Regions from separate parts of the Homo sapiens genome. Here region 1 is linked to region 2. Evidence: chromatin loops called from intact Hi-C (ENCODE). Cell type or tissue: MCF 10A. All regions are shown on one strand. Links, peaks and the distances in the headings refer to the core of each region. The heading gives the core; the rest is flanking DNA.

Region 1 (16,480 bases), core at 9,161-11,660, 930 kb before region 2:
AATGATTAACTATGTGTCAGATACCTTACTCAGTGCTTTTTTAATTTTTAATTTTGAGATAATTGTAGATTTACATGTAGTTGTAAGAAATAATACAGAGAAACTCTGTATATGCTTTACCCAGTCCTCCCAGTGCTACTATCTTCTATAAATACAGTGCAATATCAAATCAGGAAGTTAACATTGATACAATCCCCTGACCATATTCAACCTTGTTTCACCAGTTATACACTGTGTGTGTATGTGTGTGCATGCACATGCACACATTCATGAGTGCATGCACATGTGTGTTTAGTTCAACTATTCTCTATGAGATAAATGGCAGGGGTATTCATTGTTTATATCAGCCTTCTCCATGTAATGATACTTTGATATTCCTCTGGATAATAACCCTGTCCCCCACCACTAGCCTCTCTGCCTTCAGTGGTTAAGTCCTAACCTGAGGTCCAAGATTAAGAAAATAACTCAGGTTTAGACAACCAAAACTCTGTTACTTCTGGCCATGTGATAGGCACACAACATAATCAAACAATAAAATTGTGTAGATGTTGCTGAGAGTCTTTCCTTTTTCACTGAATGACCTGAAATGTTCTAGATACAGAAGTGCCGGCAGTCATCTTGACACCTGGTGGAGACTGACAATGATACTAGCGTGTAGGAGAGTAGTTGATAGATTGAGAGAGACAACATTCTAATGATGTTTAAACTCCAGAATCCAGAAGGGAGCCATATTTCCATTTAACTGAGTCATATTCCTATTTAACTGAGTCATAGTCCTAGTTTCTTTAAGCAAATTTAAACCAGGTTTTCTGGGATTTGCAGCAGAAGAATCCGAACTGGTACACGGGCACATTTTATTTATTTTATACATTTTTACACATGAGAAAATGGAGATGCATAGATTGTAAAATATATTGATATTTTAAGGAAATCAGAAAGAGGAAACCCAGTTAGTGCATGATGGAGCCAAGGATAAATCCAGATTGTGTTCATCTAGGTGCTGTACCTCCAGGGTTAGGATATTGTACACTATGTCATTTGGACCAAATCAACAGGGGTTGAGATTCTTCATTTTATACAAAAGAAAACAAGTCTGAGAAATTATGCAGCTAATAGTGATAGTCATCTATTGCAGCATCATAAAAAGTACTTCAAAACTGAGTAGCTTAAACAATAATCATTTGATTTGCTTGTGGTTCTATAAATCAGCAAATTGGAACTATTCAGTGGGAATGGTCTTCTGCTTGTCTCTCCTGAAGTTACGCATGTGGCTGCAGTTAGCTAGAAGGCTAGAGGGTGGTTGATATGAGGGCCATTAGCTAGGATGGTGTATTTCTGATTGATGTGGCCATTCATTCTGTGCAGGTCAACCAGAAATAGAGGTAGTAGAAGAGTGTCCACCAGCAAGAGGGGACAAGTAGGCAAGTGCTTTTTGAACTTCTGCTTGTGTCACGTTTACTAATGTCCTATTGGCCAAGGCAACTCATGTGGCTTTGGTTTTTGTATCATATTACATCTCTCAAATAAATGAGGAATGGGTTACCAGGAAGAGGGAATAGGAATGGGAAGATATTAGATAGGAGTAAATAAAGTGAAAGATCAGGCTAGCAAGGATAAGAGGAGATACTGGAGAAGCTTTCATGGAGAAAGTGACATTCGTGTACCTCCTAGTAGCAGTTGGAAAAGAGAAGAAGAAGGGCGTGTAGGGAAGAGAGAAGCCTTCAATAGAGGATGAAGCCTTCAATAGAGGATGCAGCTCATTATGTTCCTGGAGCCAGATGGGCTAGAGTACAGAAGGGAGGAGCAGGAGTGGACTGAGACCAGCTCACAAAACACTCAGAGGACATATTGTAAAAAGGAACCTTCTGCCGTCTATGCCAGGAAACTATGGATTGCTTAGGCAACATGGCATTTCAAATTCTCCAAATTTTATTCATTTATTTTGAGACCAAGTTTCACTCTGTCACTCAGGCTGGAGTGCAGTGGCACAATCTAGGCTCACTGCAACCTTTGCCTCCCAGGTTCAAGTGATTCTCGTGCCTTAGCCTCCCAAGTAACTGAGATTACAGGTGCGTGCCACCATGCAAACTCTCCAGATCTTAACATTTCCTAGTTAATTGCGCTTTTGGTTCCTCTGCCCTATTGCTATTATGAAGGACTTATATTTTTAGATCACAGATTTTTTATACCTTTCAACTTAAAAAAATAAATACGTGTACTTTGAAGTTATGAATATGTTTAAAATAACATTTTAAAGTCATCAATTTCTATATAAAATGTAGAAAGTTATCAACATTTCTTATCTTTGGTCATTTCTAGAATTACCAGAAATGTAATTATGCAACTGCTAATAATTATAATCTCAGTTGTTTAGCTTTTATAAGGTAATAAATTTTATAAGGCAATAAATCTTATTAAATGTTCCCTAAGAGTATCAATTGATTCATGAACTTATAATAAATGCTTTTAATGATTCCCAGGCAAGATGGCCGAATAGGAACAGCTCCAGTCTGCAGCTCCTAGAGAGACCAAAGCAGAAGGCATGTGATTTCTGCATTTCCAACTGAGATACCTGGTTCATCTCATTGGGACTGGTAAGACAGTGGGTGCAGCCCATGGAGGGCCAGCAGAAGCAGGGTGGTGTGTTGCCTCACCCAGGAAGCCCAAGGGGTCAGAGAACTCCCTCCCCTAGCCAAGGGAAGCCATGAAGGACCCTGCTGTGAGGGACAGTGCTACCCGACCCAGATACTATGCTTTTCTTTTTCTTTCTTTCTTTTTTTTTTTTTTGAGACGAGTTTCGCTCTGTCACCCAGGCTGGAGTGCAGTGGTGAGATCTTGGCTTACTGCAAGCTCTGCCTCCCAGGTTCATACTGTTCTCTTGCCTCAGCCTCCCCAGTAGCTGGGACTAGAGGTGCCCGCCACCACACCTGGCTAATTTTTTTTTTTGTATTTTTAGTAGAGACAGGGTTTCACCATGTTAGCCAGGATGGTCTCGATCTCCTGATCTCGTGATCTGCCTGCCTCTGCCTCTGAAAGTGCTGGGATTACAGGCTTGAGCCACTGTGCCTGGCTACAACGCTTTTCTAACAGTCTTCACAACCCACTAACTAGCAGATTCCCTCGGGTGCCTACACCACAGGGGCCCTGAGTTTAAAGCACACAACTAGGTGGTCCTTGAGTCAGACACTGAGCTAGCTGCATGAGTTTTTTTTTCATACCGCATTGGTGCCTGGAACCCCAGTGAGACAGAACTTTTCACTTCCCTGGAAAGGGGGCTGAAGCCAGGGAGCCAAGTGGTCTTGCTCAGCGGATCCCACTCCCACGGAGCCCAGCAAGCTAAGATCCACTGGCTTGAAATTCTCACTGCCAGCACAGCTGTCTGAAGTGAACCTGGGAAGCTGGAGCTTGGTGGAGGGAGGGGTGTCTGCCATTACTGAGGCCTGAGTAGGTGGTCTTCCCCTCACAGTGTAAACAAAGCAACCAGGAAGTTTTGACAGGGTGGAGCCCACCGCAGCACCACAAAGCCCTTGTAGCCAGACTGCCTCTCTAAATTCCTCCTCTCTGGGCAGGCATCTCTGAAAGAGAGGGAGCAACCCCAGTCAGGGGCTTATAGATAAAACTCTGGTCTCCCTGGGACAGAGCACATGAGGGAAGGGGCGGCTGTGGGTACAGCTTCAGCAGACTTAAATGTTGCTGCCTTCTGGCTCTGAAGAGAGCAGTGGATCTCCCAGCACAGCCCTTGAGTTCTGCTAAGGGACAGATTGCCTCCTCAAGTGGGTCCCTGACTCCCATGCCTCCTGACTGGGAGACACTTCCCAGCAGGGGTTGACAGACACCCCATAGGCTGAAAATTCCAAAAACCAGAATGCCTCTTCTCCTCCAAAGGATCACAACTCCTCAACAGCAAGGGAACAAAACTGGACAAAGAGTGAGTTTAATGAGTTCACAGAAGTACGCTTCAGAAGGTGGGTAATAACAAACTCCTCTGAGCTAAAGAAGCATGTTCTAACCCAATGCAAGGAAGCTAAGAACCTGATAAAAGGTTAGAGGAATTGTTAACTAGAATAACCAGTTTAGTGAAGAACATAAAAGACCTGATGAAGCTGAAAAACACAGCACGAGAACTTTGTGAAGCATACACAAGTATCAATAGCTGAATTGATCAAGTGGAAGAAAGGATATCAGAGATTGAAGATCAATTTAATGAAATAAAGTGTGAAGACAAGATTAGAGGAAGAAGAATGAAAAGGAACAAACAAAACCTCCCATAAATATGGGACTATGTGAAAAGACCAAACCTACATTTGATTGGTGTACCTAAAAGTAATGGGGACAATGGAACCGAGTTAGAAAACACACTTCGGGATATTATCGAGCAGAACTTCCCCAACCAAGCAAGACAGGCCAACATTCAAATTCAGGAAATACAGAGAACACCACTAAGATACTCATTGAGAAGAGCAACCCCAAGACACATAATCATCAGATTCACCAAGGTTGAAATGAAGAAGAAAATGTTAAGGGCAGCCAGAGAGAAAGGTTGAGTTACCCACAAAGGGAAGCCCATCAGACTAACAGCAGATCTCTCTGCAGAAACCCTACAAGCCAGAAGAGAGTGGGGGCCAATATTCGACATTCTTAAAGAAAAGAATTTTCAACCCAGAATTTCATATCCAGCCCAAAACTAAGCTTCATAAGTGAAGGAGAAATAAAATCCTTTACAGACAAGCAAATGCTGAGGGATTTTGTCACCACCAGGCCTGCCTTACAAGACTGCTGAAGGAAGCACTAAATATGGAAAAGAAAAACTGGTACCAGCCACTGCAAAAACAAACCAAAATGTAAAGACCATTGACACTATGAAGAAACTGCATCAACTAATGGGCAAAATAACCAGCTGGCATCATAATGACAGGATCAAATTCACACATAACCATATTAACCTTAAATGTTATTGGGCTTAATGCCCCAATTAAAAGGCACAGACTGGCAAACTGGATGAACAATCAAGACCCATCGGTGTGCTGTATTCGAGAGACCCATCTCACATGCAAAGAAACAAATGGCTCAAAATAAAGGGATGGGGGAGGACTTACCAAGCAAATGGAAAGCAAAGAAAAAAAAAAACCAGGGGTTGCAGTCCTAGTCTCTGATGAAACAGACTTTAAAACAACAAAGAACAAAAAAAGACAAAGAAGGGCATTACTTGATGGTATAGCCATCAATGCAACAAGAAGAGCTAACTATCCTAAATATACATGCACCTAATGCAGGGGCACCCAGATTCATAAAGCATGTTCTTAGAGACCTACAAGGAGACTTAGACTCCCACACAATAATAGAGGGAGACTTTAAAGCCTCACTATCAATATTAGAACAATGAGACAGAAAATTAACAAGGATATTCAGGACTTGAACTCAGCTCTGGACCAAGTGGACCCAATAGACATCTGCAGAACTCTCCACCCCAGATCAACAGAATATACAGTCTTCTCTGCACCACATAGCACTTATTCTAAAATTGACCACATAATTGGAAGTAAAACACTCCTCAGCAAATGCAAAAGATGGGAAATCAAAACAAACACTTTCTCAGACCACAGTGCAATCAAATTAGAACTCAGGATTAAAAATCCCACTCAAAACCACACAACTACATGAAAACTGAGCAACCTGCTCCTGAATGACTACTGGGTAAATAACAAAATTAAGGCAGAAACAAATACGTTCTTTGAAACCCATGAGAACAAAGACAAAACGTACCAGAATCTCTAGGACACAGATAAAGCAGTGTTTAGAAGGAAACTGATAGCACTAAATGCCCACAGGAGAAATGGGAAAATCTGAAATCGACATCTTAACATCACAATTAAAAGAACTAGAGAAGCAAGAGCAAATAAATTCAAAAGCTAGCAGAAGACAAGAAATAACTAAGATCAGAGCAGAACTGAAGGATATCGAGTCATGAAAAACCCTTCAAAAAAACAGTGAATCCAGGAGATGATTTTTTGAAAAGATTAACAAAATAGATAGACCACTAGCCAGAATAATAAATAAGAAAAGAGAAGAATCAAATAGACACAATAAAAAATGATAAAGGGGAGATCACCACTGATCCCACAGAAATACAAACTATCATGAGAGAATACTATAAACACCTCTACACAAATAAACCTGAAGATCTAGAAGAAATGGATAAATTCCTGGACACATACACCCTCCCAAGACTTAACCAGGAAGAAATCAAATCCCTGAATAGACCAATAACAAGTTCTGAAATTGAGGCAGTAATTAATAGCCTACCAACCAAAAAAGCCCAGGACCAGGTGGATTCACAGCCAAATTCTTCCAGAGGTACAAAGATGAGCTGGTACATTCCTTCTGAAACTATTCCAAACAACAGAAAAAGAGGGACTCCTCCCTAACTCATTTTATGAGTTATTATATTTATGAGGCCAGCATCATTCTGATACCAAAACCTTGCAAAGACACAACAAAAAAGAAAATTTCAGGCCAATATCCCTGATGAACATTGATGCAAAAATCCTCAATAAAATACTGGCAAACCAAAACCAGCAGCACATTAAAAAGCTTATCCACCAAGATCAAGTTGGCTTCATCCCTGGGATGCAAGGCTGGTTCAACATACAAAAATCAATAAATGTAATCCATCACATAAGCAGAACCAATGACAAAAACCACATGGTTATCTCAGTAGATACAGAAAAGGCCTTTGATAAAATTCAACACCCCTTCATGCTAAAAAATTCTCAATAAACTAGGTATCAGTGGAACATATCTCAAAATAATAAGACCTATTTATGACAAACCCACAGCCAATATTACACCGAATGGGCAAAAGCTGGCAGAATTCCCTTTGAAAACTGGCACAAGACAAGGATGCCATCTCTCACCACTCCTATTCAACATAATATTGGAAGTTCTGGCCAGGGCAATCAGGCTAGAGAAAAAAATAAAGGGTATTCAAATAGGAAGAAAGGAAGTCAAAATATCTCTGTTTGCAGATGACATGATTGCATATTTAGAAAACCCCATTGTCTCAGCCCAAAATCTCCTTAAGCTGATAAGCAACTTCGGCAAAGTCTCAGGATACAAAATCAACGTGCAAAAATCACAAGCATTCCTATACACCAATAATAGACAACAGAAGAAAAGCATGAGCAAACTTCCATTCACAACTGCTACAAAGAGAATAAAATACCTAAGAATACCACTTAAAAGGGATGTGAAGGATCTCTTCAAGGAGAACTACAAACCACTGCTCAAGGAAATATGAGAGGACACAAACAAATGGAAAAACATTCCTAGCTCATGGATAAGAAGAATCAATATCGTGAAAATGGCCATAGTGCCCAAAGTAATTGATAGATTCAATGGTATTCCCATCAAGCTACCGTGAATTTCTTCACAGAATTAGAAAAAACTACTTTAAATTTCATATGGAACCAAAAAAGAGCCCATATAGCCAAGACAATCCTAAGCAGAAAGAACAAACCTGGAGGCATCATGCTACATGACTTCAAACTATACTACAAGGCTACAGTAACCAAAACAGCATGATACTGGTACCAAAATAGATATATAGACCAATGTAACGGAACAGAGGCCTCAGAAATAACACCACACCTCTACAACCATCTGATCTTTGACAAACCTGATAAAAACAAGCAGTGGGGAAATGATTCCCTATTTAATAAATGGTGTTGGGACAACTGGCTAGCCATATGCAGAAAACTGAAACTGGACCCCTTCTTTACACCTTATACAAAAATTAACTCAAGATGAGTAAATACTTAAATGTAAGACCTAAAACCATAAAAACCATTGAAGAAAATCTAGGCAATACCATTCAGGACAGAGGCATGGGCAAAGACTTCAAGACTAAAACACCAAAAGCCATTGCAACAAAAGCCAAAATTGACAAACAGGATCTAATTAAACTAAAGAGCTTCTGTACAGCAAAAGAAACTCTCACCAGAGTGAACAGGCAACCTACAGAATGGGAGAAAATGTTTGCAATCTATCCATCTGAAAAAGGGCTAATATCCAGAATCTACCAGGAACATAAACAAATTAAAAAAAAAATCAGAAAGTGGGCAAAGGATACAAACAGACACTTTTTAAAGGAAGACATTTATGCGGTCAACAAACATGAAAAAAAGCTCATCATCCTTGGTCATTAGAGAAACGCAAATCAAAACCACAATGAGATACCATCTCACGCCATTTAGAATGGTGATCATTAAAAAATCAGGAAACAACAGATGCTGGAGAGGATGTGGAGAAATAGAAACGCTTTTACACTGTTGGTGGGAGTGTAAATTAGTTCAACCATTGTGGAAGACAGTGTGGTGATTCCTCAAGGATCTAGAACTAGAAATACCATTTGACCCAGCAATCCCATTACTGGGTATATAACCAAAGGATTGTAAATCATTCTACTACAAAGACACATGCACCGGTATGTTTATTGCAGCACTATTCATAATAGTAAAGACTTGGAACCAACACATATGCCCATCAGTGTTATACTGGATAAAGAAAATGTGGCACATATATCCCATGGAATACGCCACAGTGATAAAAAAGAATGAGTTCATGTTCTTTGCAGGGACATGAATGAAACTGGAAACCATCTTTCTCAGCAAACTAACACAGGAACAGAAAACCAAACACTGCAAATTCTCACTCACAAGTGGGAGTTGAACAATGAAAGCATATGGGCACAGGGAGGGGAACATCACACACCAGGGCCTGTCAGGGGGTTGGGTGCTAGGGGAGGGATAGCATTAGGAGAAATATCTAATGTAGATGACAGGTTGATGTGTGTAGCAAACCACCATGGCATATGTATATCTATGTAACAAACCTGCATGTTCTGCATATGTATCTCAGAAGTATAAAAAATAAATACTTTTAAAATGCAAATTAAATAAATGGAAACACCTCAGTTAAATGCCACCAGGATGTTTATTATATACTTCCATAAGAGATCTGTATTCTTTCCTCATTTTAAAGCAGTGTGTTCATAAACATAGAATAAATAAGATGTTTATTACAGTGGGAGGGGATCCAGAGGTGTGGTGTGTAGGTATGGAGTGGAGAGGTTGCTAATTTAAATTCCAGCTTAAAATGATCAATTTTAAATTATTCCACTCAGAATATCTCTTTAGAAGTAAATCTTTGTTCAATCACTCTGAAAAGCTACTTGACAATATTTCAAAGATGTCCTGTCCTTTCACCGACCATTTCATTTCCAGGAAACTCTCTAAGGAAATACTCAGAAAGCCATTCAAAAACATAGGTGTAAAGATAGTCATTGAAGCTGTATTCTAAATGTGCAATAACATCTAAATCAGTTTTGTATTTTCATCTGATGAGGCATTATTCAGAAATGTTTAATGGTAATTTTAAAAGATAGTTACACAAATGCAATACATATATCATTTATGGCTTTGTTATAATAATTATATTTTGGGGAAAGATATAAAACCGTATTTTCAGCTTTATTTCAATTTTATAAAAATACACATCTATATAAAAATAGACCAAAAGGAATATATTAAATGTTAAGTGAGGTTATTTTGTATTATGATATAATAAATAATGATTGTTATTTTACTTCCTTTTGGTGGTTCTGTGACTGTTTTAAAAATTTTTTTAATTTACTAGAATCTACTAAATTTCTAATTTGGGGGAAATAAATATGCCACTTGAGAGACAGAGGGAAAGAAAGAAAGAGAAAGCAGAGAAGCAACCTTGTTAATTGAGCATGATAATGACTTCAGACTTTAATAAATAATATTCTAGTTGATGACAGAAACCCACAATAACTGAGTCTAAGAGAAGCTAACCCAATCACATATTAAGACTCTTTGTAGAGTTGTGCTCATGCAGGGCAAAAGAAAGCTGACAAATAAGAAACTATGACATAGCCAAGTTTTAAAATAAGCCCCAAAGCGCAGAGTTGGATATATTCTTCATAAGCTAGGTTGACAATAGCTGGGTATTTGAATTGTTTGTGTTTTCTTGCCACTGAAATCATTTTACAAAAGCGTCAAATTTATTTATTTAAAATATCTTTTACTCCACTTTTAGCACTTAATATATTTTTAACCTTTTATTTGTAGGGATTTTTTTGTTCTTGTTCCAAAATTAATAGAGTGGCTAGATTTCACAATGGGTGCCTATACAAAAGCCCCTGTAAATTCGATTTCCCAAGGCATAAATAAATGTCAGTAACTCTCATATGTCTAAAGAGGGAGCTATTGACTAAGAATGGCTGGAATATGTCAAATTGAATAAAGATATTTCTCAATTCACAGAGGAACTCTCATACCTGTTACTAATTGATTTTGATTCTATTGATACTTAATTGAAAAAAGTACATCACTTTATGAATCAATACCACCACTATGAATCTGAAATACTATTTTTCCATTGGCATCATTTTTCTAGCTGCAACAGTTTCTCATCCCTTCACTGTTCCTTACCCTTACTATAAATTGGTACCAAAAAAATCTTCCATTTTTGACAAGTATTATATTTGTATGGGTTCTATAACAAAGTACTATGGTATTTTCTACATTTCCACTATCCATCCTCTTTGCAATATTCATAAATTATAGTATTATATTATCATTATGCTTAGCCTTTAAAAGCTGAGCCAGAAACTAGACCTTGGGAAGATTTGTTTTCAAAATTAATCCATTATGTAATTTTGAATTACAATGGATGATAACATACTAAAGAAGAAACTTCATACTAAGTAAGTAGGTTGAGTAGTAACAATTTCTGAAGCATGCGTTATGCATAGTACATATGTACACCTATTGAAATAAAGATGGCCAACTTCAGGTACTGGTTATTCCAACCTGGTGATTTATAAGTAATATTTCTGACATATTCTCATAAAATATAATCAAGACAGTTTCTGGCACTTACAATCCTGAATGCTAAAAAGTTTTCAGAGAGTCATGCTGAGCACAACACAATGTGTATTTCTAAAACATTGCAGAAATATGGTGTCAATGAATTTGCAGGTGAAGCTCCTTTGAAAAGAACATCATACATTGACTGCCATCTTCCTCTTTCCATAGACAAAATAAAACATCTTGAGAAATCTACCCAGTTAATTTTTATTTTCCCAAAGAAGAGATTTTTCATGAAATGACTGTGACTGTGATTTGTGATATGGGTCACACCACTGCTTTCTTCCTATCTATGTCAGGATCGCTATGTGATATGATTTTGGTAACTGGCAGAATTAAGTGCAAAGCAATGTTTCCTTCCAGTTTGATTTTGATAAGCTCTCAAAATCTAAAACACTCTACTAGGATTTCAACTTAGCAGGATACTATTAATCAAATTTCTTAAAAAATAATTAATGAAAACATAGTAAAAGTACACTGACAATAAAACTTGAGCAGTTAAACATTCAAATGATAATGAATCATTTGCATTACTGAAAAAGACATAAATTAATCAGATACTTGAATATAGAAGGTAATAAAGTGACTCTACATTAAATGTAGAATTTATTTTAAAATTTATTTTTAATATGATTACATTTAACTAAAAATTTAATATTTAAATATTAAATATTTAAGAGGGCCGGGCGCGGTGGCTCACGCCTGTAATCCCAGCACTTTGGGAGGCCGAGGCGGGCGGATCACGAGGTCAGGAGATCGAGACCATCCCGGCTAAAACGGTGAAACCCCGTCTCTACTAAAAATACAAAAAATTAGCCGGGCGTAGTGGCGGGCGCCTGTAGTCCCAGCTACTTGGGAGGCTGAGGCAGGAGAATGGCGTGAACCCGGGAGGCGGAGCTTGCAGTGAGCCGAGATCCCGCCACTGCACTCCAGCCTGGGCGACAGAGCGAGACTCCGTCTCAAAAAAAAAAAAAAAAGAGAAAAACTGAGACTGTACCTTTACAATTGGTAATAATAGGTGTTGTTTATTGTTTTCTATGACATGGAGTGCATACTGATTTAGTTCTTACCTAGACACACTGTAAGGATTTACAAAAAAATCATTTTTTGAGTTGAATAGAAAATGAACCTGACCATTATTCTTTCACTTATATCAAATTATAGATCATTACCCATTAGCTGAAAATCATTGAGTTATCAAGAAAGACTAAGAAGATTAATTGCTTTGTGTTTGAGATAAAAATTTCCCCAAGGGAAACAGGTACCCAGGGTTTAGTAGCACATTTCTAATAGATCATATTTCATGGCTACATTTACTCACTAGGAAGTTGTGTATTAATATTATCTTAGGACCTAGGCCATATCTGTGATTTGGAATTTGTAGATATAACCAAAATGTCTATCAAATATGAAGGTAACACTTTTTTGACCCAACTGTAAGTTATAGGTTTTATTATATTAAAAAATTATTTAAGATGGTGAATTTGCATCAAGCCAATTAAGCTCTTTCACCTCATCAGCATTTGACTAGCAGACTGGGTTTTTGAGTCAATGATTCAAGACTTCAGTTGCAGGCTGGTCAAGAGATTTTTCTCCAAGTGATGCTAAATGGCCCCATGACAATTATGTTATGGCTTTGACCTCCTTGCTGTCAATAATTGACCTAACAGATTCAGACATTTTCTGCAGTCTATTAATGGGCCAACATGGATTTTCTTCTATGAAAAATAACTATCAATATCTTTTTTTTTTTTTTTTTTGAGACAGAGTCTCTCTCTGTCACCAGGCTGGAGTGCAGTGGCAAGATTCCGGCTCACTGCAACCTCCGACTCCCCAGTTCAAGTGATTCTCCTGCCACATCCTCCCAAGTAGCTAGGATTACAGGCATGTGCCACCACACCCAGCTAATTTTTGTATTTTTATTTCACCGTGTTGGCCAGGATGGTCTCGATCTCCTGACCTCGTCATCCACCTACCTCGGCCTCCCAAAGTGCTGGGATTACCGGCATGGACCACTGTGCCTGGCCTTCAATATCTTTTAAAAATACCTTTTTAAGACTTTTGAATAGTCAACACAATGAGTACTGCAAAGATTCTGATTTGTAGTTAAAAACATTTTAAACCAGACTATAGGTAAAAAAACTCCTTATATTACTGCAAATAATTCAAATGGAGGCAAAAATAAAAACAAAAAAACCTTAAATATTATCACCTTAATTGGAAATATGAGTTTCCCATAGTAGTGTTAGCTTTCTCACTGCAAACAATTGGCACTAGAGGTGAAGAGGAAATTAACATCACAATAGGTCAGTCATCACCCCTCATGGTTTGAAAATTTATTCATAATATTGATTGACACTAACATATTGTAATTGTCTCCTTTAATGCAAAGATGATGACCATGTAGGAATCAATGTGAGCAATGTCTCATTTTTAGAATGCCGATTTGATTCCAAATTACTGATTAGTTCTGCTCAGAGAACAGGGTCATTATGAACTATTAGAGAGCTCAGTTATTTGTAACAGACATTTTCAGGGTCAGAGTAAGTGAGTAAGAGCAATATTCCTGCACTATATAAAGCAGTTGTTGTAGTTTGGGAGTCTAGAAGGAAATTAAAATCTACAGAGGTGTCTTTTTGCATTTATATTTCATGGGAGAGCAGTCATCTCATTTTTAAAAAGGTAAAGCTTCATTCAGATTATTCATTTATTCAACAAACATTTATTGAGTAACCAGCACTAAACTGAAGGCTCAAAAATAAATAAAACTTGTTGTTCCCTTTCAATGTGCTGTGTTTCCAAATAATTTTTCTTTTGTAACCATTCATTTTGATAGTGGGACTTCCATACCATTTTTAAATATTGTTTGAAATTTTAAAATAAATGAAATAACTTGACTAAAACAAATAAAATAGCATTGAGAATTACAAAACACCTCCCAACCACTAGAAATGTCTGATATGAACTCTTTATTCCATCTCAGCCTGTCACAGACCCCTTTAACTAAAATTTCTTGGTATGGGATAAGAATCTGCATTTTTCAGATGTTACCAACTATACTGTTTGGGAACCTCTCATAGAGTGAAATGATAGTGTCTTACGAACAAAGAAAGAACACAGAAACGGCCGGGCGCAGTGGCTCACGCCTGTAATCCTAGCACTTTGGGAGGCCCAGGTGGGCGGATCTCAAGGTCAGGAATCGAGACCATCCTGGCTAACACGGTGAAACCCCGTCTCTACTAAAAATACAAAAATTAGCTGGGCGTGGTGGCAGGCACCTGTAGACCTGCTACTCGGGAGGCTGAGGCAGGAGAACGGCATGAACCCGGGAGGCGGAGGTTGCAGTGAGCCGAGATGGCGCCACTGCACTCCAGCATGGGCGACAGAGTGAGACTCCGTCTCAAAAAAAAAAAAAAAAAAAGAAAAAGAAAAGAACATAGAAACATTGAAAGAAAGATTGCTTTGAAAATGGCTTTCACTGTTGAAGACAATTTTAAAGATTGTACAAACTATGTGGAAATACTATCTTAGCACAAAAAAAAAGCAATTTAACAATGAGATTTTTATGGGTACCTGGACCCTAAATTTTATTTCCTGTTTCATAGAAATTCACACAAGTAGATATTTTATGCCCAATAATTTCTGATAACATTTTATTTTGTAATATTATCAAAACAAAATCTTTGATATTTGTCCAAATATTGCAAACTTAAATCATTTCAAAATTTTTCTTATTCTTAACCAAAAGCAATGAAGCTTTCCCCACCTCTTAACTCCTTCTCTCTTCTTCTCTCTTCTTTAGAACTTATTTTAAAGATCACAGTGTTCTTAGCCTTTATGTGTCTTTCAAAAACCTTAAAATGAAAGCAATATGATCTTGAAATCATAATAAATAAGTTTAATATATGTGTGTAAATGGGGTGTGTATATATTCTTTTAGGTGTTTCCTTAAATAAGAATTCAGATACTCTTTATAGTGGGAGTGGAAAGAATACCGATTTGGGAGTAAAAATTTTTTGCATCTCTAGACCAAGGTAATACCATTTAATATTCTAGGAAAAATATGGAATCAAATTATTTGTTAAACACTTTCAATACATCAAGTATTTTATTTTTCCCTAAATCCCATAAATAAAATGTCATTTTCATTTTCTACTGAAGAAAAGAAAGGCTTAGGGAAGCTAAGGAACCTGCCCAATATAAGTATCCTATCCTGGTTCAAGGCGATTTTATTTAACTTCAATGTCCACATTCTTTCTAAATTATCCTCTATTGTAACAAATGAGCAGAGAACTTTCACACCTGCAAAAGATGCATATCTTTCTTTGTTCATTGTCAGTTTAAGGCAAGAGCAAATCTTGGACTAGCTTCTCTTGACAAGTCATTTATGAGTGGTGGTTGACTAAACAGCAATGATGAAAAGATTCTGAGGTTGAAGTAGGACTTTCCAGGAGCTAGCTAGTTGGTGATACCTGTGTTCCTTTTAGGAGCAGCCACATGTGTACATGTTCATTGCCTCTGACTTAGATCCTACAAACAAGATGCAGCATCTGCTTCTTATTCTTAATTCCATAATGTAAGTCCAATGAGCAGAATATACTTTACAGTATTTGCAAACAATATAAGAATGTTTCACAAACATACAATTTGATGTTACTGTTTCCCCATGTGCTCAATTTGCTGTTATTGTTTCTCCATGTACTCACTTATTTATGCTTTTAATAGTTTAGCACAGTTTTTCAAAGACATATTTTTAAAATGCATGTACAGTGTAATAAATATGAAAAGGTGCATATAAAATATAACTAAATAGGAAATGACAGATCTAAAATTAAAATCAATATTTAATCAAATTAATTATTCCTGACAGATTACACTGAATTTACTATTTCTGTGTGCTTTCAGTATGAATAAAATGAGGCTCATAATTAAGATTTATCATTTATCATAAGTCACAAGAATCCTTAATTCATTCCAGCCTCCATAGTCCCATTAATATGAGCACTTATGAAATACCAGATAATTTCTGGTAATGATAGTGACTTAACTTCTACGGATATGAGGACTTAGGGGTTGACATTCTAAAAATCTATTTCTAAGTTTATGTAGAAAACTATAGACAGCAAAAGAGCAATAGGTCTCTAACACAAAACTGTCACTTCGATTACATGTCACACCTAAAGAACTTAGAATAAATTTCAGACATCTTACCATACCCTTCAGGGTCCTATACGACCCAGTCCTGCCTATTCCTCTGATCTTAGCACCACTCTCCCCTTCTCCACTTTGTCCCAGAAACCTTGAAGTTATCTCCCATCTCCTGAATCAGCAAAGCTTGTTCCAGTCTTAAGAGCTGTGCACTTCTTGTTTCCTCTGCCTGGAGCCTTTTCCCTCAAATTTTTGTAAGACCAGCCTATCTTGCTACCTACATCTCAGCTCAAATTATACATTCTCAAAGGGGTCTAACCTGACTTCCCCTTGCCTTCAATCGCTTTCAATCTCAATATCTTATTAATCTTAACCACTGT
Region 2 (16,480 bases), core at 9,336-11,835:
GGAATAGTATGAATAGGAATGAGATGTGAAAAGGTATCCAGGATGAACTTATCACTTGAGAATTTTTCCTATCACCCCAGATTCAACTCCTAGCTTTGGAAGCAGACTTTTTAATCATAACAATTATCCAAGCATATTGTACAGTAGTATTCATTTATAAATACGGATCTTTCCCTGCAAAAGGAAACTCAAGGCAAGGAATGTGTCAGATAATTCCTAGAAAGGCTAATTGGTTGGTTGAACAAGGGAAAAATAAATAAATACATTGAAAGTTGTTTATTAATTTTTAGAAATTTGATTTACGTGTGTACGATCTAAATTTCAGCCTTCCTAAATTCATCTTCTCTTGTTTCTGAGATCTATTCACACAGGATCAGAAAGTACCACAGGCTGGCAGAAGGCACAGCATCATGCAGAATGCACGATTTCCAGTTCCCTGTGCTGGAATTCTTCAGGTGTACGTGTCATTAAAGGGGGAGCATCAAGTTGTGTACTGAGAGTTAAACAAGGTCATATGAAAAAGGATACCCATAAAATGAGTTCAAGTAATTACACTAGACAGGGTTTGATTACTCTCTCTGATCCGTTTACCTTCCCTGTAATTCAGAGCCATGCCTGAGAGGGCAGGACTGCCATCAGCCCAAGTCGGTGATTTCAGAGTAGCAAATGATAAACATAATATGTGACATGGCCCCATAACAAAGCTGCTGGGAACAGCACTTGAAACCCCATTTCCTAATAATGTCATAGGCCCCTTCATTTATTTGTCTTGGTGCCTTTTTCCTTCATCAGGCTGATTGCTGATAAGGATTCACATCCTATCGCAAACATGTCAGTCACTGAAGCCGCTGCGGCTTGTGAATGATGTCCAAATCAATATCTTAACAGAATTTTTTTGTTTTTTCAAAAGAGAGGAAGGTTATGAGAAAGATGAGATAACGTGAGTGTATTCATGGCAAAAGGCAGCAAAAAAGAGAATGATCATGAAGTGTGTGTGTGTGTGTGTGTGTGTGTGTGTGTGGTGAGGTTGGGAATGAGTGTTGAAAAGCACAAAAGGAAGTGGAATAGAAAGCCTGATGTGTCAATGCAAGGGTTATGAATACCAACCAGGAGAAAATCTTCTGATAGTTAAGGTGAAAGCTCTTTTAAAATAGTTAACTCGAAGCAAATAAAGGTAACCAAGCAGGAGTCTTTTCCCTGGATTTTTAGTAATTTCTAAAGCAAACACCTGGCTCGTTCTTTATTTCTCCACACAGTGCACATGTATCCACATGCTGGGCTATTTTTTGTGGGAAGTGCAGCAGAGCTCTGTTCCAGAATTGCCTGCTCAAAATTACACAACTTGGAGCGGCTTTACAAAACAACTATTTTTAAGAAATGCCAGGAGATTTTCTCTGAAATTCTAGTGTAGTTGGATCTTACGGTTCTTGGTATATTTGAATGGGCTTCAAAGGAGATTTTCCCAAGTGGCCCTCATGTTCTTTTCAAGAGGTGCACACCCTGTCGTAAGAATTATTTGGTGGTGGTTTTTTGAGTCTGGCTGGTGAAGCAATTCTTCACAAATCTCCCCTACAAAATGCAGTGAGAAATACATAGACCTTGTATGTGATAGTATCTTTGGGCCCCTTGAAGTATTGATATGATTGGTCTGACCCTCATGCCTGCACCATGAGAGTATAAAGCCCTCTCCAATATTTCAGTGGATTACCATCTCATAGTCAACTGTGTCCTTCTTCTGAATCTGACAGAAAGTTCAGTCCATTCTTTAATTCCAATGCTGAAAGATAGGTAAAGAAATAAAGTTACTCATACTATGCACAAGTGAGTACGGGTGATTTTACTAAAGATGTGGAAATGATTTGGGAGAGGGGTTTAAAAGTGAGCATTAGATGTCTACATCTATGAAATGCCCATTGGTTACCCTCCAACCAAGGCACTTCCCATGCCCCTCACCACCAAATCAGTGCCAGCCTTCCTCCATCTCACTTGCATTTCCCTGTTTCTAAGCCTGCCTGCTTTGCTTTGTTTTCTTCTTCCTTCTCAGAAGCAGAATTTCTCTCTCCTCTAATAAGATGTGATTAGACTTTCTCTTCTAGTGTCTTGGCTTACGGATAAACAAAACATACATTTTTTTTCAATGAGTGAAATTCTGACACACATGCTACCACATGGATGAACCTTAAAAACATGCTATGTGAAGTAACCCAAACACAAAACAACAAATGTTGTATGTAGAAGTTACTAGGGAAATAGAAGTTATTGCTTAATGGGCATAGTTTCTGTTTAGGATGATGAAAAAGTTCTGGAAACAGATAATGGGGCTTCTTGCACAACATTGTTAATGTAACTAAAGCCACTTATTTGTACACTTGAAATGGTTAAAATGGTAAATGTTATGTTACGTATATGGTGCTGCAATAAAAAAAGCAATTATGGGTCAGTAGTAGGTTAAAAACCGTTGAAGTGTACTATTAAGCAAAAATGGAAATTAATTAATAAGTAGACAAAGATTTTTTAAATTATCATGCTTAACACTAATAAAAAGTAAAGTTGGATAACTAACACACTGCTGATGAAATACAAATGCACATTGCATATCTGGAAAGAAATATGGCAATATAGGTCATGAGAGTGAAGAGTACTCATTTTTTAATTCAACAATCTCACTTAAGTTTGAAGACAAAGACTTATGCATTAATTTTTCATTCAAGTTTTTGTAGTTATTTATTGTGTTGTTAATGTCTTGCACAAAGTAGCTGGGTTTGCTATGTCAGCATTTAAGGAGATGGATTTTCTGTGCTACTAATCCTCCTAATAGGGCACAGGAAGGTCATGGTTATATAGTCAAAACGTTCAGTTGGTTCTTTGTTTGGAATATCAAAATATGTAAAAGATTCTATTTTGCCTCAGAGTTTACATGTATGGTGTTAGGGATGTTTAGAGTTCTTCAACATGACTCTAATATTACAGCAACATGAGATAAAAATTAAGAAAGGAATAAGCCAGGTGTGCTGGTACACACCTGCAGTCCCAGCTATTTGGGAAGCTAAAGTGGGAAGATAGTGTGGGGCCAGGAATTAAAGGCTGTGGCGCTTCATAATTGCACCTGTGAAGACCTACTGCCCTTCAGCCTGAGCGACAAAGTAAGACCTTGTCTCTAAAAAAAATAAATAAAATAGACCAGGTGCGATGGCACACGCCTGTAATCCCAGCATTTTGGGAGGCTGAGGCAGGTGGATAACCTGAGGTCTGGAGTTAGAGACCAGCCTGACTAACTTGGTGAAACCCCATCTCTGCTAAATACAAAAAATTAGCTGGGCGTGGTGGCACATGCCTGTAATCCCAGCTCCTTGGGAGGCTGAGGCAGGAGAATTGCTTGAACCTGGGAGGTGGAGGTTGCAGTGAGCCGAGATCATGCCACTGTACTCCAGCCTGGGCAACAAGAGCAAAATGCCATCTCAAATAAATAAATAAATACATACATACATACAAAAATAAAATAAAATTTAAATTTAAAAATATTTTAAAAAATAAGAAACGGAAATGTATAGTATTACTCACGCACACACAAAGGCAAACTCTCACAGACTTCCAGCGTACTAACTTTTCCTATTACAATATTCCCAAACTTTTAATCTTTTTCAGAGCCACCTGTTATAAATTTGACCCTTTACTTCAAACTCTGACCCTTTTGTTTGCTCTCTCTGAGAGGAGCTAAAAAACAAGTCATTCATGAGATCATATGCACAAAAAATAAATTTTTCATTCCTGTTTAATCATCTCGTTTAGCAGGTTATTTTCAGCAAGTACATGAGGACTTTGAGCTTAAAATTGAAAAATTTGAAATCAGAACAAAAAATCAAACAGAAATGGCTTTGTGAATTTGATTATATGCTATTTGAATACTTTGATTTTCAGAGTCTTTCTACAATAATACAAACTTAGGCCCATACTTAATGCCCTGAACCGTTTGTTGTTTCATACTTAATGCCCTGAACCATTTGTTGTGATTAGTGTTCTGGTAGCATCAATTGTCATATTATAGAACTCCTACAAAGATTTTACAAATCCAACCTTACATTTAATTTATTTAATATGTTCACAAAGACTTCATTCATTAGGTTCTTAAGCAGTTTGGCATGTTTACGTTTCAAAACTCGGTCAAGCTTCTTTAAGAAAGGAAAAATCTTTCCAAATTGTTTTGAGATTAAGTGGTGGAGAAAATACTAATCAAACAAAAACTTAAGCCACTTCTGCTAACATAAAAATAAGGCTGTTTAAGAATATTATTTTTTTTACTCAAATATTTGACTAAAATCACATAAGCAGCCTGAAATAAATACAGATAAGTTACTTAGTTTCTCATTATCCCAATAAGAATGAGCACTGTGTAAAGTGTCATTCACTCATTCCACTCTACGCTACGGTGTGTGAGCACGTTCTAGATCCTCAATAGCCAACCAAAGCCCTTTTCTGCCCAAGCATTGCTTGTTCTATTAGTGTAGGGAAACAGGAATAAATCAATAATCAAGAAAATCTATAATACTAGGTAGTGGCAATTATTATGGAGGAAAGTAAAATATGGCAAAAGGGTGAAGGAGAGGGTTGCTATTTCATATTAGATGGTCAGAAAATGTTCCTTTCATTGCTAATAATTGTCACTAATAGATTTTCTGCCTCTGTTCTGCTTATCTAATGCTATGAAACAAACATTCCTAAAACATAATGTCTTAAAATGATAACAATACTGATTTTGCTCGTGAATCTGCAATCTGTATAGGCTATTGTGGGGGCAGCTCCTCTCTACTCCCCTTTGTGCCAGCTGGGGTGATGCGGAAGCTGAGGCTGGAGTCACCCCAAGCTCGCTGATTCATATATCTGACCCTCATGCCTGCACCATGAGAGTATAAAGCCCTCTCCAATATTTCAGTGGATTACGGTCTCATAGTCAACTCTGTCCTTCTTTAATTCCAGCCCATTCTTTAATTCCAATGCTGAAAGTGCCTGAGCTGGCAAGACTGAAACCCCTGGTGACAAGAACAGCCAGGACCCCTCAGGCGTCTCTTTCCGTCTCCATGGGGTCTCTCTACAGGATGTTTCCAGCATGGTGGCTTTATGGTAACCAAATATCTTGTATGTCGTCCTGGGAGAAGTTGTGACCTACTCAAGGAAGTCCCATAGCATCACCTGTGCCACACTCTATTGTGCCCAGGTTGAAAGGGAGAGGAAATAACCTAAGAAGGCTCTGAAACAGCATGCAGGACAGAAATATTGCTGTGGCCTTTTTAAACAATGCCACGGGATCTCTCTGTTTTACTTCATATGGAAAATAGGAAAATCAACTTTAATTGAGCACAGACTCCTAGACCTCTTCTCCAAGGACAAAAGTGAAGCTAATACAGCTTTGAGGTATCAGCTCTGCCTCCAAATTTCTGGGCTACACCATCTTAAAATAGTAATTACTGCTCTTACCCTTAACACATTCATGATGCTGGCATTTCATCAATGTTTTTGTATACAGCCTTCCTTTGAGCATGCTTATGAGAAAAATGACCAAAAGTAGATGTGTATAATCTTCATTTGAACTATACATGAGTGAGCAGGTTTGTGGTGACTCACATCACTTGGATCAACTTGAAAAATATTCCACACTGACACACCACCACTTTCAGACTGGTAAATATCTCAACACAAAGTTATAAAAAGGATGTCATAAATGGTAACATCCTCATGCTGAGGACCTTGGTAAGTACAGATTCCATCCAGATTGTGAGTCTAGGGAAAGCAATGGCTCCCAGACATCTTTCAATGAGGTTTCCTGTTTATTCAGAAAGGATGGCAGCAGCACATGGCACCTACTCTTTCAGAAGCTGGGATCCTTTGGCCTTTTCCTGCCAGCATCCTTTGCTTGTGCTTTCCTTATTAAACTTTATGTAACAGAAGATCTCTGCTCTTATATCTCTATTCTTGAAAAGTCCTCAACAATGTGACATGTGCCCCCAAAGTCAGTCGTTGCCAAAGCCCATCAATGAGAAATAAATAATTTATTGAAGATCTCGGGCAAATGGAGAAGAGAATTGATATACCACATGACACAGTGTAAATTTAATGAAAATTCTCTTCTCTGCCAAGAGACAACTGTCTCATCTCTCCTTCCCTTTTACAACCACATGTGCCTTTTAATAATTCCCTTTATAACGTGAATGGCTATAACCTGACTCTCCTTGCCCATTCACCCATAGGTTTTCCCTATTTACAAATCCACGAGCAGCCCAACAAAAGCACAGAAGATGCTCAGCACTGAGTGTCTATCACTCCTTGAGCAGGGCCTTGGAGTCCCATTCACACTGAATCAACCCCAGGAGCTGAGTGCTTGGACTCCATAGCATAGTGGTTCTCAAGCTTGGCTGCACAGTGGCATCATCTGGTATGTTAGGGCTGCACCCCAGATGAACTGAATTCAGTGCTCATGGTGGTAGATACCAGGCTCTATGTTTTCTGATGCAAAGAGAGGAAACTCAACAACTTCTACCCTGTGGGGACATCTGTTGCTTTCTAAAGCTTCTACCACCACTTCCTTCTCATGTTTCTTTTACCTGGTCCCCCTCTCCTTGCCCACTCACCCATATGGTCTCTCCATCCCAGGAAGCAGCCAGAACAATTCTATGGCTAGGATTTTGTGGTATACATTGTGAGAAGCATTTCTTTCAGCAGTGGCCCAATTATTCTTACAATTAACAGGACTAATATAATTTTAACATGCTTCACATAAAAAACTTTGAAAATACCACAAGGAAACATAAATGAATGAGTCAAAACACATGGAAATGTGCCTTTGTGCACTATTGCTGTTACAAACAAACTGGCATGTGAGCTTTAGTTGATATTTTCTATCCCCTAAATGTAATAGGATATTTACACATCTATGTATATTATTATAAATTTATATGTTTTCAAACACAAAGTTATTTCCTTCATTAAAAATATCCAGTTTGCCTACCAAACAAACTATGTACGTTATGGACTGTGATGATTCTTTGAGATAATTAACGTAAAGCTTTTAGCACTGTGCAGACCTGGGGCTTGGGTGAGGTAAGGGTGTACAAAATTTAAATGCTAAAATCCTCAATGATCAAGAGAAGTAATTTTGTTTCTTTCCAACTTTATTTTAGGTTCAGGATACATGTGCAGGTTTGTTATATGGGTAAATTGTGTGTCATGGGGGTTTGGTGTACAGATTATTTTGTCACCCAGGTAATGAACATAGTACCCGATTGGTAGTTTTTCCATATTCTCCCTCCTCCCACCCTCCACTCCCAAGTAGGCCCCCGGGTCTATTGTTCCCTTCTTTGTGTCCATGTGTACTCAACGTTTAGCTCTCACTTGTGAGAACATGCGATATTTGGTTTTCTGATTCTGCTTTGATTATCTTAGGATAAGGACTTCCAGCTCCATCTATGTTGCTGCAAAGGATGAAAAGGACATGATCTCATTATTTTTATGACTTTGTAGTATTCTGTGGTTTATATGAACCACATTTTCTTTATCCAGTCCACCATTTACTTTTGCACCAACATAATACTTTTTGACTTTTCAATAACAGCCATTCTGACTGATGTGAGATGGTTTTTCATTGTGGTTTTGATTTGCATTGAGAAGTTACTTTTTCATGTGATATATTTCAAAGTTAAAATTAATGGAAAAATCCCCCAATGAACAAAATATCAACATTTTTAATAAAGACAAGTTCAGTAACAGTACCATGCTGAACAATTTTGGAACCGGAAATAAGAAAAAAATGAATAAAACAGATTCCACTTACATTTGAATATTACTATCTTCTTCATCATGGATTTATTGCATTTATTGTGATTTTAAAAATATATTGCTTTAAAATATTGTCTTGATTATTGAGTTTTTCTTTTCCTTTTTTGGTGTCTTCTTAAACTTTCCACCTGAGACAGGTACCTCACTCACATCACCTTACTCCATGCCCTTGAACAATGTCTGGCACATACCAGGTTCTCACTAAATGGTTGATTTATCATCAGCAAGTCATACTTTTCCATCTCTTGCTCAGCCTCAGATGTTCCAAGCCCTCAGGTCTAATAGCAACTAGCTGCCTAACCCAAACATATCCTCCTCTTCACTTTCTTCTCCTGCAGAAAGACTTGGCACTCAATATACCACCCTAGTCTTATAATTTTTACAGGTTAGAGCTCAATTAGCTTCACCTACAGAATCTCTTTTCCACACTTGAATTCCATCTTTAACTCTTGCAAAATGTTCAGAAGATTTCTTCCAATCTCCAGAAAACTCCATCTGCTTCTTTTTTCCTCTAATTAAACCTAGTTCTCGTCAAATAACAGAACATTCTATGAAAATATCATTTTGGGGGCCAGGTGTGGTAGCTCACACCTGTAATCATAGCACTTTTGAGATGCCAAGGCAGGCAGATTGCTTGAGCTCAGGAATTCTAGATCAGCCTGGACTACATAGCCAAACCCTGTCTCTACAAAAAATAGAAAAATTAGCTGGGTATGGTAACATGTGCCTATAGTCCCAGCTACTCAGGAGGCTGAGGTGGAAGGATCACCTGAGCCTTGGGAGGTTGAGGCTGCAGTGAGCCATGATCATGTTGCTGCACTCCAGCCTGAGTGACAGTGAGACCATGTCTCAAAAATATAAAAAAAGAAAAAATATTATTTTTCCTAGTCAATATTATTGTGACAATCATTAGATTTTCATTGTTGAATATTTAAAGTTCTTCATTGAGTGTATTAGTAGCCATGATGCCAGGGGAAAAATATTGATCTTAGTGTTAAAAGTTCTGGATTCAAATCATAGTTTTCTACTTAATGCTAATTGTATGACCTTGGGCAAGATACTTGTGTCCATTATATTTTCTATTTGGAAGCTATTTGGTACGCAAAAATGTTACACACTTGTATGCTTTATTTTCATGATCAGTAATAATATTAGAAACGTAATGAGAATCCCTGAGCTAGCTTTAAAATATAGACATCACTATTTAAATCAATGCAATATAAAATGCATCTTGAATTGCATAAAAATAAGTTATAGATTATAAAAAATAATTGCTACAATATGAAGACTTCTTATGTGTATTATATAAAGCAAGTATAAAAGAGATAGTAGATTATACCGTACTTGATTGTTGCTTGGATAACATTGTACAGTAAGTATCATTTTCTTTCTTTTTCCTTTTTTTTTTTTTTTTGAGACAGTCTCACTCTGTCACCCAGGTTAGAGTGCAGTAGTGCAACCTTGGCTCACTGAAACTTCCACCTCCTAGGCTCAAGCCATCCTCCCACCTTAGCCTCCAGAGTAGCTGGGACCACAGACATGCACCACCATGCCCGGCTAATTCGTAGGTATCATTTTCTAAATACAACTTCTTCTGTGTTTCCTAAACTTCAGTGGCTTTCAGACTTTGGTGTATATTTTACTAAAATGCAGATTGCTGGGCCCCTCTGCATTAGAAATTCTAATTCAGAAGGTCTGAGCTGAGGTTTAAGAATTTTAATTTCTAGGGAGTGCCTGAATGATGCTGATGCTGCTGATTCAGAGACCACACTTTGAGAACCACTGTTCTAGTCAAATCCTTACTAGGGGATTTTACCCTAGTATTCAGCATCACTTTGATCCCACTGTACAATGAGACTATGTAAGAGAGAGAAATGAAAAATGAGGCAGAATTTCATCCTTTATTGTCATAGCAACCAGCAATCACTGTGATAATGCCCATAACAAAATAGCGTCTTATTGTTTTATGAGTTGTCAATCAGATTTTAATCAAATTGATTTTTTTAACTTGTAGAAATAATTCTCACCCTCATATAACTCCCTGGGCCCATTACATTATATGAGATCAGGAGACACAATTGAGTGAGCAACTTTGATATTTCTTTCTTCTACAGAGTCTAAATTTTGATTCTGAATCCTGTTCCAAAAACTTTTTCTTGGCTTTGACATTGGCTATTATCTCCTCACTCTGCCAACCTGCTCTTAAACTGGCCCAGCTTCAATCTGGGCAAAATGCCCTGATGAAGCCAGGAAGCAGAATTGATTGCTACCAAGAAAACCTTGCCCTCTTTGTCTGTTCCTGTTATCAGGCTGGAAAGCAATCACTGGAAACTTCATTCTACTCACAGAATATTCAAAGTTGCGTCTGAAGTATTGTTCATTTGAAACCAGTGAGTATCCAGTCATACTCACTAGTATTTGCTTGGATCTCAGTAATATCTGTCCAGCATTGCCCTCTAGTGCTTGTGGGCATGTTTCTAAAGATGCCTCACATCTTCTAATTAGGGGGTTTGGAAATAAATTATTTAGAGAAAGATATCCTCCCATAACTTCACAGCAGGCTGAATGAAAGTTAAGTCCCAGACAGCATAAGAAGTTTTATGAGTACCTCTTACTTGGTCAACCAAAAGTGAAATATATATATATTTCTACTTTTATTCATCTTTTCTATTATGACAGACAAGATTTGTGTATACTTTTGACCGGCCTGAAAAGAAACAGTGTAGATTATTTAAATGAAATAATTTAAGCCACAATTTTTCCTTTGTGCTACAATTTCTTTTGCTCTGCAAATTTATCTTTATATGTATTTTCTAAACACAGTATGAGGTTGCGCCTTCAGAAAATGCTGCAGAATTTCTTTCAGGATCAGCTAAAAAAGTTCTGGATGGTTGTTCAGTTTGGGATGGGGAGCTTGGTACAAATTTTAGCAATGTCTGAGTTATATACTGACGCTTTCCCTTTCTGCCTGGAAAAAACAATTAAAAAGAAAAAGAAAATGAAAGATTAAAGAAAAATCAACCAACAATCTTATGTGTCTCATTTTGAACTCTATTCTTTCTCAACTGTGCAGGTAGCTCCCTGCACAGCGTGGCCACCAAAGGTCACAGACAGTGTCTGCTGTGCTCATCTGTTCACGTGACAGGAAAAGTGCCCTCTGCGTTCTGGCCTGAAAAGCCAAAATGCAAGTGTATGACCTCCCTGATCTCCTGAGTTGTTTTTTTTTGGGAGACAGAGCTTTTGTGTTTCTAATTGGGCTAGAAGTATAGCTATGGCTTTTGCTTTGCTTGAAAGCAAACAGACAGTGGGATTTTCCAGGCAGCTTTGACCAGCTAGCAATGCTACCTATCAGTCACATTGATGGGAACAAGTAGTAGATACTACAAAAGGACAGTCATTTCTGCAAATAAAATTCTCAAGAAATAAATCCTAACTAGTCAACTTTCCAAGTTAATATACATCAACAAAGAAAGTAGATTTCTTTAAGACTTGCCTGAATTTTAAAATTAAAATCAATAGGACATGATAAAGCTGCAAAGGAAACATGCTGAAATGTATTCTTAAGTGATGAAAAGATCAGTTATTTCTTTATATTTTTCTTCATAATTTAAATTTTATACAAAAACACATTTAACAGCTTTATTGGGGATAAATCATACACTATGAAATTCATTCGTTTTAAGAAGACAATGCAATGCTTTTTAGTAAATTTAGAAAGTTGTATAATCATCCCCACAATCTGCTTTAGAACATTTCCATCATCCCAAAAAGTAACCTTGTGCAATTTGCAAACAACCCCTCTTCCTACCTCTAACTGCTGGGGACCAATGATTTCCTTTCTGTCTCTCTATATTTGCCTTTTCTGTGTAGTTCATAACTTGAATTGCACAATATGTGGTCTTTTGTGTCTGGCATCTTTTATTGAATATAATGTTTTCAAGGTATGTACATGCAGTACCACTTTCTTTTTGGTGGCTGGATAATATTCCATTGTATGGATATCCCCCATCTTGTATATCAGTTCATCAGCTGATGAACATTTGGGTTCTTTCTGTTCTTTGCCTATTATAAACAATGCTGCTCTGAACGTATATTTTTATTTTCCTTGAGTAAGTAACTAGAAGTGGAGTTACTAAGTCATATTGTAAATTTACATTTATGATTGTAGGAAACCATCGAACTGTTTTCTGCAGTGGCATTACCATTTTATATGCGTGATCTAACTTCTCCACATCCTCAGTAGCATTTGGTGTGTCACTATTTTTTATTTTAGTTTTTTTGATATTTCTGTGGTGATATCTAATTGTGGTTTTAATTTGTACATCTTTAATGACTAATGATGTTGAGCATCGTTTCCTATTTTAGGCCATTAGTGTATCTTCTTTGGTGAAATATTTATTCAAATATTTTGCCCATTTAAAAACACAAACTTTATTTTGGATCAATTTCCGATTTACAAAAAAATGCTGCAAAGATAGCAAAGAGGCCGGGCGCAGTGGCTCACGCCTGTAATCCCAGCACTTTGGGAGGCTGAGGCGGGCGGATCACGAGGTCAGGAGATCGAGACCATCCCGGCTAACGCGGCGAAACCCCGTCTCTACAGAAAAATACAAAAATTAGCGGGGCATAGTGGCGGGCACCTGTAGTCCCAGCTACTCAGGAGGCTGAGGCAGGAGAATGGCGTGAACCCGGGAGGGGAGCTTGCAGTGAGCCGAGATCGCGCCACTGCACTCCAGCCTGGGCGAAAGAGCGAGACTCCATCTCAAAGAAAAAATAAAAATAAAAAAATAAAAAGATAGCGAAGAAATTTCCTGTATTCCCTTTACCTGCGTTTCCCATTATTAAGACCTTAGATAAACATGACACATTTTATATGTTTACATATAAGTCCTTTATCAGATATATGATTTGCAAATGTTTTAAAATTATATTTTAGTTATATAATTGATATACATGCCATAAACCCACTAAAAAAGCAAGTGCACAAAGTATATATTGACCAACCCAGTTGAGTGAGGTACAATATGATGGAGGTATTTATTCTATAGTCAGTGTGGAATGCAACTATCACATTAACAATATTATTCTTAAACAAATCTTTAAAACGTTATATATAGTGTCTCCTGGTGTATTCAACCCAGTCAAATTTTCCCACCAGCATTGGAATTGTTTTTTTTTTTTTCTTTAGTTCAGTTTCAGATAAACTGGAATTGCCTTTGGGGGCCACTCTGTACCAAAATATTTGTCCTTAAATGCTGCAGTATCACTTAACGTGGCATAATATTTGCACAAAAAATCATGCGAATTGGGAATCTTAGAAACACCATGAGGTCTACATGTGAGAGTTCGCAGATACTGCATTCACTGACTCTCTCTCTCTCTGTCTCTCCTCTATTTCTCTCTCTCTCTCTCAGTCCCTCCTTTCTCTGTCTCCCCTCTCTGTGTGTGTGTGTGTGTGTGTGTGTGTGTCCTTACAAGTGAATTTAATGCAAACACTTGAATTTGTCTAAGTTAAATTCTCCATATGATATGAGACTATATGAGGTGATTTGTATCTAGAAAAGGCTACACACAAACAAAAAAAAATGGTTTTGACATTATCACCATTTTCTGTCAGCTTTATGGGCTGAATTGTGCCCCCCTTCCAAATTCATCAATTGAAGTGCTGATCCCCAGTACTTCAGAATGTGACGTTTTTGGAGACAGGGTCTTTATAGAGGTAATCAAGTTAACATGAGGTCAGTAGGATGAGACTTAATCCAGTATGACTGATGTCCTTATAAGAAGAGGAAGATTGGATACAGAGGGGTATAAAGGGAAGATGATGTAATGACATGGAGAGAAGATGGTAATTTACAAGACAAGCAGAGAGGACTGGAACAGATCTCTTCCTCTTGGAGCCAACACTGCTGACACCTTGATCTTGGACTTCCAGCCTCCAGAGCTGTGAGACATAAATTACTCTGGTTTAAGCCATGCAGTCTGTGGCACTTTGGTGCAGCAGCCCTAGCACACCAACACAGCAGGAGAATGACTTCTTCAGTGACGGTGTTGATGTCCACTTGCCCTGGAAGAGAGGTACAGTCAGGGAAATGCATGGAGCAGAATCTCTGGGGACACTGACTTGACCAGCATTTTGTCAAATCAGTGTTTGTTGAGCTGGTGGATGATCTTGTTTGGGCAGCAGCAGGAGGGATGGCTCAGGAAATATCCTTGTTTTCTTCGTAGAACCACTTTCACTCCTTTCCCAACAGAGCTATGTCTTTCTATTCCCTTTTCTTCTTCCCCAGCTCCCTTTCTCTCAACCATCATCTCTAAGAATACCTCAGGACACTTTGCAACACAGTAAGTGATTGCCATCAAGAAAAGTAGGAAGGTAAGGAAGACCCTTGTGTTATAACAGAGAGAATTTAGTAGTTAGTAGGGAGCTGAGAACACACAATAATACTTACAAATATTATTTTCCTAAATTTTTATTTATGATTATTTAATAGCACAAATTCATGAAAACTGCTGTGGAATTACACACACACAGACACACACACAGTTGCTTATTCCCTTTTTAATGTTTAAATCATTTGTTTTTTTAGTTACAAGTTATTACCACCAGCTAATGGAAATGTTGAAATGAAACCCTCTTAGAGTATTATGACACTGAATATCAAAAACACTTTTAACAAGTTCACATTTTCCTACATAGAGTCTCCAGTGCTGTACCAATGTACCAAATCTACTTGCAATAGATAAGAACATCTAACATTTATTCTGATGTAAGAAAATCTCAATGAGTGTATGCAAAAAAGGAAAAAAAAATCAGATCTCCAAAAATAAAGATGTGGCAGATGGCCACTCACTCTAAGACAGATTCATCTAAATATTAAGCTGACAGATTCATCTAAATATTAAGCACACTGTAATATTTAAATATTCAATTTAAAATTAAAGTCTCACTCAACTTTTCAGGAACAGGCATATTCTGTTAGACTAGAAGTACCTCAATTGGGAGTATTTTATTTTAATCGTTCAACAGATAATGTATTGAGATGACTTTGGGACTAACACCGCCAGAACAGGCCTTTTGGGATTTGGTGGAACAAAGATAATTGCCACACAGTTTTTGCCCTGTAGTAGTCCACAGACTATGAACAGAAGATGGACCAATAAGGAAAGTTGAGTAGTAACATACACGATGCCAAAAAAGAGTGATGGTCAGTAAGGCATAGTGAAAAACACACAGGCTTGAAATACGAAAGTCTAGATTTGACATTCTAGCCCCATTTTTGAAATAAATTTTTTGAGATATAATTTACATATCACACAATTTGCCCATTTAGAACATACAATTCTATGGTTTTTAGTATAATCACAGAGTTGTGCAACCATCATAATAACCAGTTTGAGAACATTTTCATTACACATCCCCAAAAATATCCCATGCTCATTAGTAGTCATCCCTTATTTCCCTTCAATTTCTTTCCCACTTCAGCCCTAGATAGTCACTAATGTACCTTCTGTCTTTACAGATATGCCTATTCTGAATATTTCATATAAATGGATTCATATAATTTGTGGTCTTCCCTGACTGGCTTCTCTCACTTAGATATTGCAGCATGTGTCAGTCATTCCTTTTTATTGCTCAGTAGTATTCCGTAGTATGGATACATCACATTTTGTTTATCCATTCTCAGCTGATGGACCTTTGGGTTGTTTCTCTACTCCTATTTTTTGTTTGCTATGTGATCCTTGACAACTAATTATAGACAAGAGCCAAACTCTTGTCTCTAACTGCCTGGCTTCCAAACCTGGTATGACTACTTATCAGATGTGTCCCTGCACACAATTTTCGAGTTCCCTGTGCCTCAGTTTTCTCATCTGTAAAGTGGAGATAATAATACTATTAACCTGCTGGAGTTGTCTAGGAATTCCATTAGTGAGCACATAAAAAGCCTTTAGCACAGACTTTGGTCCATTATATATTCTCAAGAAATGGTAGTGACTAAAATTGTTGTCCTCTCAATATTTTAATACATTCTGATTTTTCTTATCTCCTCATCTTAAAACTTTCAACAGTGGACTGTTGTGAGAGTAAATGGAGTGTATGGAAAATTTTGGTACAATATCTGACACATAGCTGGAGTTCAGTAAATAAGATTTAGGGAACTAAACTCTTTTCTTATATCATAAACAAAAATTAACTCCAAATGAATCATAGACCTAAATATAAAAGCTAACATTATAAAACCCTTAGAATAAAATACAGCAGTATATTTTTGCGACATTGGATAGACAAAGTCTTCTTAGATACCAAAAGCATAAGCTACCAAAATAAATAATAAATAAATACACTGGACTTCATAAAAATAAAAAACTTTTGTGTTTCAAAGCACACCATGAAGAAAGTGCAAAGTAACCCATAGAATGGGGGGAAATATTTGCAAATCATGTTGCTGACTTCTCCTGTCCTCTTCAGAGTAAAATTTCAAGGTTGCTAAGGATCCTTTTATAAACTTTCAAGAACTCCCACAATAATTTCTAAAATCTCTAGCTCTGTTCACCTAGTTTGTTCTGTATTGACATTTCCAGAGAAATGAAATGCTCTTTTGGCAGGCTACTGGTTTTGTACCCATCTGGTGCTCCTCCAACTCCATCATGA

Evidence for each region. A loop is a pair of places that touch in the nucleus more often than their neighbours do. Peaks named below come from ENCODE experiments on the same cell type or tissue, not always from the same donor. Only the 100,000 strongest peaks of a DNase experiment are listed, where the experiment ranks them.
Region 1: it touches region 2 in a loop (7-fold over the local background); 3 of 110 quality-filtered maps call a loop at or near these places.

Annotation. Positions count from the first base shown.
Region 1 is chr3:74,995,351-75,011,830 of GRCh38, reverse strand. No RefSeq gene overlaps it. Among named protein-coding and RNA genes, the nearest start is that of MIR4444-2, 210 kb to the left of the region's middle. In MCF 10A, for the core only: a CTCF peak has its summit at 10,278; no DNase peak of the experiment used is centred there.
Region 2 is chr3:74,061,187-74,077,666 of GRCh38, reverse strand. No RefSeq gene overlaps it. Among named protein-coding and RNA genes, the nearest start is that of LINC02047, 70 kb to the right of the region's middle. In MCF 10A, for the core only: a CTCF peak has its summit at 10,344; no DNase peak of the experiment used is centred there.